Regions from separate parts of the Homo sapiens genome. Here region 1 is linked to region 2. A link is an interaction called in ENCODE POLR2A ChIA-PET data of the cell type or tissue named here. Cell type or tissue: GM12878. All regions are shown on one strand. Links, peaks and the distances in the headings refer to the core of each region. The heading gives the core; the rest is flanking DNA.

The links. Peaks named below come from ENCODE experiments on the same cell type or tissue, not always from the same donor. Only the 100,000 strongest peaks of a DNase experiment are listed, where the experiment ranks them.
Region 1: POLR2A ChIA-PET joins it to region 2 with 5 read pairs; 1 of 35 experiments calls an interaction of 5 or more read pairs at or near these places.

What each region holds. Positions count from the first base shown.
Region 1 is chr9:100,340,301-100,345,300 of GRCh38, reverse strand. TEX10 (testis expressed 10) reads left to right here. Exons shown (of 15, transcript NM_017746.4): 5 at 4,932-5,000. Among named protein-coding and RNA genes, the nearest start is that of TEX10, 10 kb to the left of the region's middle. RefSeq lists an enhancer at 3,669-4,168. In GM12878, for the core only: no CTCF peak of the experiment used is centred there; no DNase peak of the experiment used is centred there; H3K27ac peaks cover 333 bases.
Region 2 is chr9:99,242,160-99,248,611 of GRCh38, reverse strand. No RefSeq gene overlaps it. Among named protein-coding and RNA genes, the nearest start is that of SEC61B, 23 kb to the right of the region's middle. In GM12878, for the core only: no CTCF peak of the experiment used is centred there; DNase peaks (open chromatin) are centred at 3,481 and 4,106; H3K27ac peaks cover 2,259 bases.

The DNA.
Region 1 (5,000 bases), core at 1-5,000, 1.1 Mb before region 2:
TTTGATAGTCTTGAAAAGCATTATAGAGTTGTAGTAAGGTGTATATTTTAAGAGCGTGTTCTATTGCTGTTAACTCATCATCTGTAGGAATGTTTTGTCAATTGCTTTTTCAAATAAGATGGCATTTTATTGATTACGGTTTTGAGACTTTGTTTTATGATTCATTGCATACATTGGCAAAAAATTAATAATAGGGCTATAATGTAAGATTTTGAGAAAGCAAAGCTTGTTTCTCATATGGCAGTTAATTTGTGATGTAGGCTAGAGACAGTAAGAATGTATATAGCTCCTTTAAAAAAAGTATATAGTACTTACAGTCTTGATCTATGATCATCTGAAAGGTTCAGATAGAAAATAAAAGTAATGCTAAAGTCCTTAAGATGTCCTATAAAAAAGAAAAAGTAATATTCAACATGGACTTTGAGTGCTAGTTTTTTCTTTTCTTTTTATTTTTGAGACATAGTTTCGCTCTTGTTGCCTAGGCTGGAGTACAGTGGCACGATCTTGGCTCACTGAGACCTCCACCTCCTGGGTTCAAGCAATTCTCCTGCCTCAGCCTCTTGAGTAGCTAGGCTTACAGGTGCCCGCCACCATGCGTGGCTAATTTTTTGTATTTTTAGTAGAGACGGGGTTTTACCATGTTGGGCAGGCTGGTTTTGAACTCCTGACCTCAGGTGATCCACCCGCCTCAGCCTCCCAAAGTGTTGGGTTACAGGCGTGAGCCACCACGCCTGGCCTAGTTTTTTCATTTTTAGAGAGCCAAGAAGTAAAAATTCCAAGCTTCTTCGGTGTTTGATTACATATAAGCACTAGTAAACTTTTGTTACTGCTTTGTTAGTAGCATTTGTATTTAGATAGACTAGTAGGACCAAAATTCAAAATCTGAAAATTTATTAATTATGCTAGTTTTGGGTCATCTTATCTGGATAACACTAACAAAGGATCTAAATACTGCTTTAGTTTTATGGATATTTAAAATAGTATGCTTTAGAACTATTTTGTGCTATTATAACATGACTAGGCTTATTAGCAGCTCATTAACATATAATGGTAAGTTTAAAAGACTGCGTAGACTGTTGAAGATCAGAATACAAATTGAGATACTGTATAAAGCTGAAATAAATAAATTCAGATAGGAATAATATTTAAAAACATCCACTGGTAGAATGCTCTAATTCACCTTGGCAGATTTGTAATAACTTGATAAGAACCATTATTTATTTATTTATTTTTTAAAAAGGAACCATTATCTTAGAGACAGAGTATAAAAATGTACATCATTGGTACAATCTATACAAAATGATAGATTGTTAGTAGCATTCTATACAAAATGACATTAAAATGCACATTCTGGTCTTGAACTTCTGGCCTTAAATATCCTTGCACCTTGGCCTCCCAAAGTGTTGAGATTACAGGCATGAGCCTCTTTGCCTGGCCACAGCCTAATCTTTAGGAGGAACCAAATAGCATTGCTTGGCATTGATGTCAGATCACACACCACAAGCTGAATTGTAACTCTTTTTCTCTCAGAAACTGTATAGATTTTTCTATTGGTAAATTGATGTCTCGGTTAGATATAGTCTTAGGACTACTGACTGTTTGCTTTTACATGTTGGTGCTGCAGCTTAATGCATTTAGTTTGCTAGTATTTACAAAAAGTCAAGAAATTTCACTTGTATTCAGGTAGTTTTTTTTTTTTTTTAAACTTTTTAGTAATTTGAAGCTTTGATCCTTACTTTGAAAAGAAGTCTCAGGGTACATTAAGTCTTACATGCAGTGGCTGAATAGTCAGATTCTGTAATAATCAACTGAAGTTGTTTATTTCTGAAATACTGTGTGTATCTTTTTTTTTTCCTGTTCATATAAACAGCCATTTATTCCAGCACTATTTGTTGAAAAGATTGTTGTTTTACATTTGATTACCTTGGCACTATTTTTCTTTTCTTTCTTTCTTTTTTTTTTTTGCATTCCCTTACCTATCTTTTTTATTTTAAAGTCAAACCTTCAGAAGGAATACAATAAGCACTTGCCTACCCCCATCTAGTTGCAGCAATTTCTAACATTTTGTGCACATGTTGAACTACTACTGTATGTATTCTTAATAGTTAGCTAGCTATATCCTTGATATAACTAGTTTTTATTTATTTTTATTTATTTTTTTTTGGAGACGGAGTCTCACTCAGTCGCCCAGGCTGGAGTGCAGTGGCGCGATCCTGGCTCACCTCCCGAGTTCACGCCATTCTCCTGCCTCAGCCTCCCAAGTATCTGGGACTACAGGCGCCTGCCACTATGCCCAGCTAATTTTTTTTGTATTTTTAGTAGAGACGGAGTTTCACCGTGTCAGCCAGGATGGTCTCGATCTCCTGACCTCGTGATCTACCTGTCTCAGCCTCCCAAAGTGCTGGGATTACAGGCATGAGCCAACGCGCCCGGCCGATATAGCTAGTTTTTAAAATGAAATTACAGTTTAACATTAGCTTTTTGATTTACTGTGGTTTTTAGGGTACTGTATTAGTAGTGTCAGGGTCAGTATTATGTTATAAAAATTGTGTCTTAGCTTTGCATTTAATGCTTGACTTGCTTGCTACTTTTTCTCTACGTGTGTGTCTCATTGCTTTTATCCTTTTGCTGTGAGGGTTAGAGTTTGTAACCAAACACTAATGCAGTCATACTTTATAAGGCATTTATTCAAAGCTTTATTGGGCATCAATAAATAATGGCTACTTAAATTAATTAAAATTTAAAATTCAATTCCTCAGTAACCCTAGCCACATTTCAAGTGCTCAACAGCTACATGTGGGTAGTGGTTACTATATTGGACAGTGCAGATAGATATAGAACAGTTTGATCATTACAGAAAGGTCTTTTGAATAGTACTATTCTAGACTCTGGGGCTACAGAGATAAACATGGTTGATAAGGTGCTTGCCCTCATGGTATGTACCTTCTGGTGGGATCTATAGACAGTAAACAAATATATAATGTCAGTACTAGGAAGAAAGATGAAAGTAAAATGGGGTATAAAGAGCATGGGCAGGAACAGTGAGGGGGAGCTATTTTAGATAGGTTGTCAAATGCTCTCTGAGAATAAGATATCTGAATGTCATTGAAGTGAAGGAGCAAGTCTTGTCAACATCTGTGGGAAGAACATTCAGGCATAGGAAACAGCAAGTACAATGGCTTTGAGGTGAGAACAGGCTTCGCATATTTGAAGAATGGCAGGAAGGCCTGTGCAAATGAGGTACTGGGAGAATGGTAGAAGATGGGGGCGAAGAAGAGTGATAGTGGCCAGATCATGTGGGACTCTGTGGTCCCTGGTAAGGAGTTTGGATTTTAACCTGAGTGTGGCGAAAAGACCACTGGAGGGTTTTGAGCAGAGGAGTGGCATGATCTGCATTATATTTATTTAACTTTAATGTGCTGAATTTATAAAAATAGAACACTAGTGAACTCCCAGGTGCTCACAGTCTAACTCTAGCAACCATCATCTCTTGGATGACCAGTCCTGTCCTACATGTATATACATTTCGTTTCCTTTCCCCCTTCCTGTATCATTTTGAAACACGATTTATGTTTTAAAAGATCACCCTGGCTGCTGTGTGGGGAATTGACTTTTGGAGGATAAGAGGAGAAACAGGCAGACTGGTTAGGAGGCTATTGCAGTAATCCAAGTAAAAGATGATGGTGGCCGGGTATCTAGTGGTTGAAATGATGAGAACTAGCTGGATCTAGGTAAAGCCAGCCAGACTGTTGGTATGTATAATGAAGGAAAGAGGAGTCAAGGATGATGCCAGTGTTACATCGCCCAAATGAGAAAGAAAGTCATTTGGCAGGGAGAATTTGGTTTTATTCATGTTAAGTTTTAAGATGCTTGTCAGAAGTTGAAGAGGAAGTGTCAAGTATGTATTTGCATATAAAATCTGGAGCTCAGGCAGAAATGATTCAAGTATTATTACTGGGCAGATCCAAACGTTTAGAAGTCAGGAAGAAGAGAACCCAGTAAAGATACTAAGGAGGAACAATAATTGAGCTGTAAGGCCGGGTGCAGTGGCTCACGCCTGTAATCCCAGCACTTTGGGAGGCCAAGGTAGGTGGATCACTTGAGGTCAGCAGTTGAAGACCAGCCGGGTCAACATGGTGAAACCCAGCTCTACTAAAAATACAAAAATTAGCCGAGCGTGGTAATGGGCACCTGTAATCCCAGCTACTCAGGAGATTGAGGCATGAGAATCGCTTCAATCTGGGAGGCAGAGGTTGCAGTGAGCTGAGATAGTGCCACTGTACTCCGACCTGGGCGACAGAGCGAGACTTCATCTCAAAAAAAAAAACCAAATTGAGCTGTAGGGTGACCAGCTGTTTTAGCACCTCAAGTCCCACATCTAGGAAACTTCTCAGTCTCTGACAAAATGGGATGGTTGGTTACCTTGGATAAGAGGAAATAAAGAATATTCTAATTTGGAATTAGAAAGACAGTGTTTCCATAGGAGGGAAATGATAAATTCACCAATACTACTGAAGCATTTTAAGTAAATGCATTGCTTTGTGAAATTGTTAAATAATGGAATTGCTGGAGAATAGAGTTATGGTGTAGACAGAACATCAGGGAGAAAGACTTTCTTGTATATTTCATAAACATTGCATTAGTAGTCCAAATTCAGAATTTTCTTAAGTCTCAGATACTTTCACTTTTTCTCTCTTAAGCAGCAGACAGAATGCAAGTAAATAGTTATTAAGCACCAAAAGGATCTATAGATGAAAAGTGGGTGCTTTAACAGTTAATTCTGATTTTTAAATTTATTTACATATTATATTACTGGTAGAAAGTGAATTATGATGGGACATTTATTTGACAAGTTGTCATTTCTCTTCAAGTTTTATTGCTTATTTTACATTTTTTCTTGTAGATTTTTCTAATCTTTGCTATTTCAATAGGAGTCATGGCTTCGAAAGAACTACCTTATTGATTTTAAACACCATTTTATGAGTCGTTTTCCATATGTC
Region 2 (6,452 bases), core at 677-5,676:
GGGGTTTCCAAGTGATCATCAAAACCCATGGAATAAATCAGGTTCCATGAGACTCTAGTCACATAAATTAATAAATGAAAACATAAATAGGTGGAAGAGAGAGAAAGTTCTCCTTTGTAATAGAATGATGACTACTGAATATCAAAAGAATGAAAAAAACAAATACCACAGAATTGGAATATCAAGGAAAAGAGCTGTGAAAGCATGGAAGGCAGAGAGTGATGGGACCCGGTGTGCATGCTGATTGAGGAACAAATATATATCCCTGCTCACAGAAAAAGAGCCTACTTTCCCAACTCTGCCTCTTCTTCCCACCTCCTGAAAAGCCCATTTTCTTATTGACTCCTCTGAGATTCAAAAGGCTCTTCTCTCTTAATGGTGTTTTCACTTGCCCCCAAATACCCAAAGAGTAGTACCAGTGTACCCCAATGTAAACAAAAAATCAATGGCTGGACCTCCCCTTCAGGGAGAGGAAGGAACATGGAAATGTGGGCTTCATATTTACCTAGACCGAGAAATGGAAACGGGCTTCGTGACTTTCTTGATGTGTGACCTTGAAAAGCCCACATTCTTTATGCTCCGATTATCTCATCTGTACAACTGGGATTAAAATTATTTCTCTACTTCACTGAATGGCGATCCAATTATTCACCATGTGACAAGGTGCCTGTAAACCACAATGACAGCAGACACGGAAGGTGTTATAGAATTAACAGAGATTCTGAAGAAAGGGCTGGGGAGAGACAGTGTGGTCCACCTGCCCGCAGGCCAAGGTCAAAATCATTATTCTTGACATTTGAATAATACACTGAACCCTTTTGAAAAATAAAAGTCAGACAGCAAGCACTGACTTAAATTACTTTTATTATAATGCTTCTTCTATATGAAGAAACATAGAGCTAGGTTTTTTTTATTTTTTATTTTTTTTTAGAAATAAACTTTTTTTTATTATTATACTTTAAGTTTTAGGGTACATATGCACAATGTGCAGGTTAGTTACATATGTATACATGTGCCATGCTGGTGTGCTGCACCCATTAACTTGTCATTTACATTAGGTATATCACCTAATGCTATCCCTCCCTCCTCCCCCCACCCCACAACAGTCCCCAGAGTGTGATGTTCCCCTTCCTGTGTCCATGTGTTCTCATTGGTCAATTCCCACCTATGAGTGAGAATATGCGGTGTTTGGTTTTTTGTTCTTGCGATAGTTTACTGAGAATGATGATTTCCAATTTCATCCATGTCCCTACAAAGGACATGAACTCATCATTTTTTATGGCTGCATAGTATTCCATGGTGTATATGTGCCACATTTTCTTAATCCAGTCTATCATTGTTGGACATTTGGGTTGGTTCCAAGTCTTTGCTATTGTGAATAGTGACGCAATAAACATACGTGTGCATGTGTCTTTATAGCAGCATGATTTATAGTCCTTTGGGTATATACCCAGTAATGGGATGGCTGGGTCAAATGGTATTTCTAGTTCTAGATCCCTGAGGAATCGCCACACTGACTTCCACAAAGGTTGAACTAGTTTACAGTCCCACCAACAGTGTAAAAGTGTTCCTATTTCTCCACATCCTCTCCAGCACCTGTTGTTTCCTGACTTTTTAATGATTGCCATTCTAACTGGTGTGAGATGGTGTCTCATTGTGGTTTTGATTTGCATTTCTCTGATGGCCAGTGATGGTGAGCATTTTTTCATGTGTTTTTTGGCTGCACAAATGTCTTCTTTTGAGAAGTGTCTGTTCATGTCCTTTGCCCACTTTTTGATGGGGTTGAGAGCTAGGTTTTGACTTCTTATGCTGTGAGAGCATCTTTTAAAGAAGAATGTGAATAATGGCGTCTAGGAACCTCTGGATTGAGGGCCTGAGAAAAACAGTGGAAGTGGAAGAGCAGCCTCTTGAAAGGGAATGTCCAACCTCTTCCTCTTTTTCCTGTTTCCCACAGAAAATTTAACTAGCTGTGTTCAGACCGACATGATGCAAAAAAAAAAAAAAAAGTTCCCATCCTGGCTTACATGGTGAAACCCCGTCTCTACTAAAAATATTTTAAAAATTAGCCGGGCGTAGTGACGGGCGCCTGTAGTCCCAGCTACTTAGGAGGCTGAGGCAGGGGAATGGCGTGAACCCGGGAGGCGGAGCTTGCAGTGAGCGGAGATCACGACACGGCACTCAAGCCTGGGCGACAGAGCGAGACTACGTCTCGAAAAAACAAAAAAAAGTTTTTGATTTTTGAAAAAAATCAACTGTGTGCTTGCTTCTTCAAAAAGAAGACTATACCAGGGCAGAAGATATTCCTATAAATACTTATGATTGACATCTGTAAATATTTATAGTATTAACTTTTTGTGGACACACAGTAGGGTGGGGCGGGGGTACTGGCATCCAGGGGAAGGGTAGATGTTTTCGTTGTTTCTATCCTGTAAGGACTGTCTGATGGCTACAAGTGTTAACGAAAAGCCAAACTGTATTGATCACATTTAAAAGCTCTCTCTCCAGAGTGGGCTATGCCACACTGCAGTATATTTATACAACGGAATACTCTATAGCTATTAAAATGAATAAAACATAGCTACATGGTACAACAGGGGTGAATCTCACAAACAAAGCAAAAAATGCAAGTCACGAAGAAGACATACAGTGTGATTTCATTCATATAAAATTCACAAACAGCTAAGTCCACTCTATCATACTGCGATGCATACATACATCGTAAAATCAAAAAGAAAAGCAAGAAAATGATTCTCACAAAAGGGAGGCTGGTGATGACCTGGGGAGGGGACACTGGGAGGTTAGGGGTGCTTGCAAAGCTCCCTTTCCTGGCCTGAGTGGTGGTTACACAGGGGTTTCCTTAATTATAATGTAATTTGTGTAATTACAATGCATTAAGATGTATTTTTTAAAAACATTTTCTCTTCGTATAGATCACATTACTCAAAAAAACGAGGAAAGCTGAAGCAAATATGACAATATTAACTAATCTCAATACCTGAATATCTGAATTAATTCAATTAATGAATTAATTGAATATCTCAAACTCTGCTGGGTCTATATCATTAATTATTATACTGCTATATGAAAAAAGCCAGGCCAAAAAAAAGATTACATACATTATATATGGAATTTGATATTCCATTTGTATAAATTTCCAGAAAATGCAACCTAACCTAGAGTGGGAGAAAGCAGACCAGTGGGTGCCCGGGGGCAGGGCTTTCAAAGGAGCCCAGGGAAACTGTTGGGGATGATAGATACGTTGATTATAATGATGGTTTTGCAGTGTATACTTTCATTAAAATGTATCAAGTTATACTCTTTAAATATGTGCAGTTTATTCTATGTCAGCTATACATCAACAAAGCAGTTAAAAAAAAACTCCCCTGTGCCTTTTCATATGTTTCTCATAGTCTTCAGTATGCATATACCGCTTTGGAAATGAGGAAGATACTTTTAAATGGTCAGAGAAACCTAAGTACCTTGAAGCTGTCTACCAGAGTTGTATGTATGCTTGTGGTCAGTCATGGGTTTCAATTATGTCAATGTATTTCTGTTCTGCTTTTGATAGAAAAAAGACCTCCACGCTCTTCCCTTCTGTCTTTTCTCCTCTCTCCCCTCTTTCTTTTCCCCTCTTCTCTCTGTCCCTCTCTCTCTCCCTCCCTTCCTTCTTCCCAGTCTCCCTTCCCCTTCTCTCTCCTTCTCCCCTTCTCCTCACTCTATTTCCTTTCTCTCTGTCCCTCTCTCTCCTCCCACCCTTCCTTATCAGTCTATTTCCTTTCTCTGTCTTTCTCTCTTTCTCTTTTTCTTTCTCTATCGCTCTTCTTCCCCCTCCTCTCTCTATCTCCCTCTCTCCTTTTCTCTTTGGTTCTCAGTCTTACTCTCTATCAGAAAACACTTTTCTTCAACTGAGCAGGCAGCTTTGGGAGACATGACAACACTCATAATAATGACAAACAATCATTTCTGTCATTTAATAGCATTTTATAGTTCACAACATGATTTCTCATATCTGTCTTCTGATTCTCACAACAATCCTTGGGTATAGTAACAGGAAAATAAAAAGCAACTGTAACCACTTCTGCCTTATAAGGAGGGTGGTAAATTTCACAACAGTGGGAAAGTAAATTTCTTTACTGCCCCTTCCACTTTCAGAGACTGTTAGTGAAGACAGCAGATGAAGGACAGAGACATTTCTTCTGCTCCAGTTCCCCACCCTTCAGCAATGGCATGGCCTCTTAGTTTTAATTAAAAAATGCATCCCTGGCTATGCAAAGATACATCCAGAGCTGAATTGAGGGTTGCGGCAAACACTGCTGTTGGCCTATCCAAAATATATTCTTTAGGGCCCTGACTTTTTGGTGAGCAGAAATGTGTCCCCACTAAAAAATTAGATTTCTTATCCTCCCTTCTAGATAAGAGCGGTCATGTGACTACCTTCAGGCTAATGGAATGAAGAAACTATTGTGTAGGATTGGAAATGCTCCCTAAAAAAGTGGCTGACTCTGTTGGCAGGTCTCTTGTTGACCTTCCTTCTTCCTCTACCCGAAATATGGATGTAATAACTGGTGCTGCGGCAGCCACTCTGCAGGTATGAGGTGGCCTTGATTGAGGACAGTGAGCTTGTGCTAAGTACACCAAAACAGAAACACAAGAGGAGATAAGGACATTAATGAGATGGTAGCATTACCACATCAGCCCTGGAATGCTTCTGTGGTTTGGATGTGTCCCCTCACCTCAAATTCAGGCGTTGCCAATGTAATATATTTAGTGTGGCTTTTTAGAGGTGGTCAGGTTATGAGGGCTTCTTCTTTGTTAGTGGAATTAAGGTCATTTTTAAAAAGCCTTCACACAGCAGGATTTGGCTAGCTTGCTCTTCACCTCTTCTGCCATATGAGCATGCAGCATCCTGCCCTTATAGTGGATGCAGTCTTACCAGACAATGAAACCGAACCTCCTAGTGCCTTGATATTGGACTTCAACACCTCCAGAACTATGAGGAATACACTTCCATTGTTTATACATTACCAGTCTGTGGTATTCTATCATAGCAGCCCAAAATGGACAAGCCAAATGCCTACTTCAAGACTTCTTTTACCTGAGAGAAAAACCTTAGACCTCATTTAAGGCATATTATACAGGTCTCTGTTGGGCCAAAATATAGTTTCTAAATGATAGAGAATTGATGAGCTTAGTGATTCTGTGTTTTGAAGTGAAGAATGGGGAATTTCTGGGATGAACCCTGCAGAAAGGTTCTCTAAAAAGAAGAAGCAACAAGCAACACAGTGATGCAAACTTCTCTTTCCTCAAGTCTTCTATAATGGCAGCTACATGTGTGTAGATGCCTTGTGTGCTTATGAGGGGAAATCAAGGAAAAGGGGTTGCATTTCCTCAACAATGTGGTGTGAGACCAGAACAGCACATGTGAGAAAGCAAATTGATCCATCCATGAAATTAATTCAAAATAAACAGGATCTCACAGGTAGAGAGGACAAGGAAACATTAACATCTATACCCCCCCTCCGACCCTCCTTCCTACCCAGAAAGTCTAGAGAAGCTTGTCTCACTACACTGGGGTGGCTTTTGAACCAATGCCATTTGCATCCCACAGGACAGGTGCTGAAGTTAGCATTGGGATAAGAGGAAGTCAGCTCATTTTATAATGAGGACCAGAAAGGTGAAGGGACAGCTGGATTGAAAGTCAGCTCTTCCAGCTTCTGCACAGCAAAAGAAACTATCATCAGAGTGAACAGGCAACCTACAGAATGGGAGAAAATTTTTGCAATCTACTCATCTGACAAAGGGCTAATATCCAGAATCTACAAAGAACACAAACAAATTTACAAGAAAAAAACCCGTCAAAAAGTGGGCGAAGGATATGAACAGACACTTCTCAAAAGAAGATATTTATGCAGCCAACGGACACATGAAAAAATGCTCATCATCACTGGCCATCGGAGAAATGCAAATCAAAACCACAATGAGATACCATCTCACACCAGTTAGAATGGCGATCATTAAAAAGTCAGGAAACAACAGGTGCTGGAGAGGATGTGGAGAAATAGGAACACTTTTACACTGTTGGTGGGACTGTAAACTAGTTCAACCATTGTGGAAGACAGTGTGGCAATTCCTCAAGGATCTAGAACTAGAAATACCATTTGGCCCGGCCATCCCATTACTGGGTATATACCCAAAGGATTATAAATCATGCTGCTATAAAGACACATGCACACGTATGTTTACTGCAGCACTATTCACAATAGCAAAGACTTGGAACCAATCCAAATGTCCATCAATGATAGACTGGATTAAGAAAATGTGGCACATATACACCATGGAATACTATGCAGCCATAAAAAAGGATGAGTTCATGTCCTTTGTAGGGACTTGGATGAAGCTGGAAACCATCATTCTCAGCAAACTATCACAAGGACAAAAAACCAAACACCGCA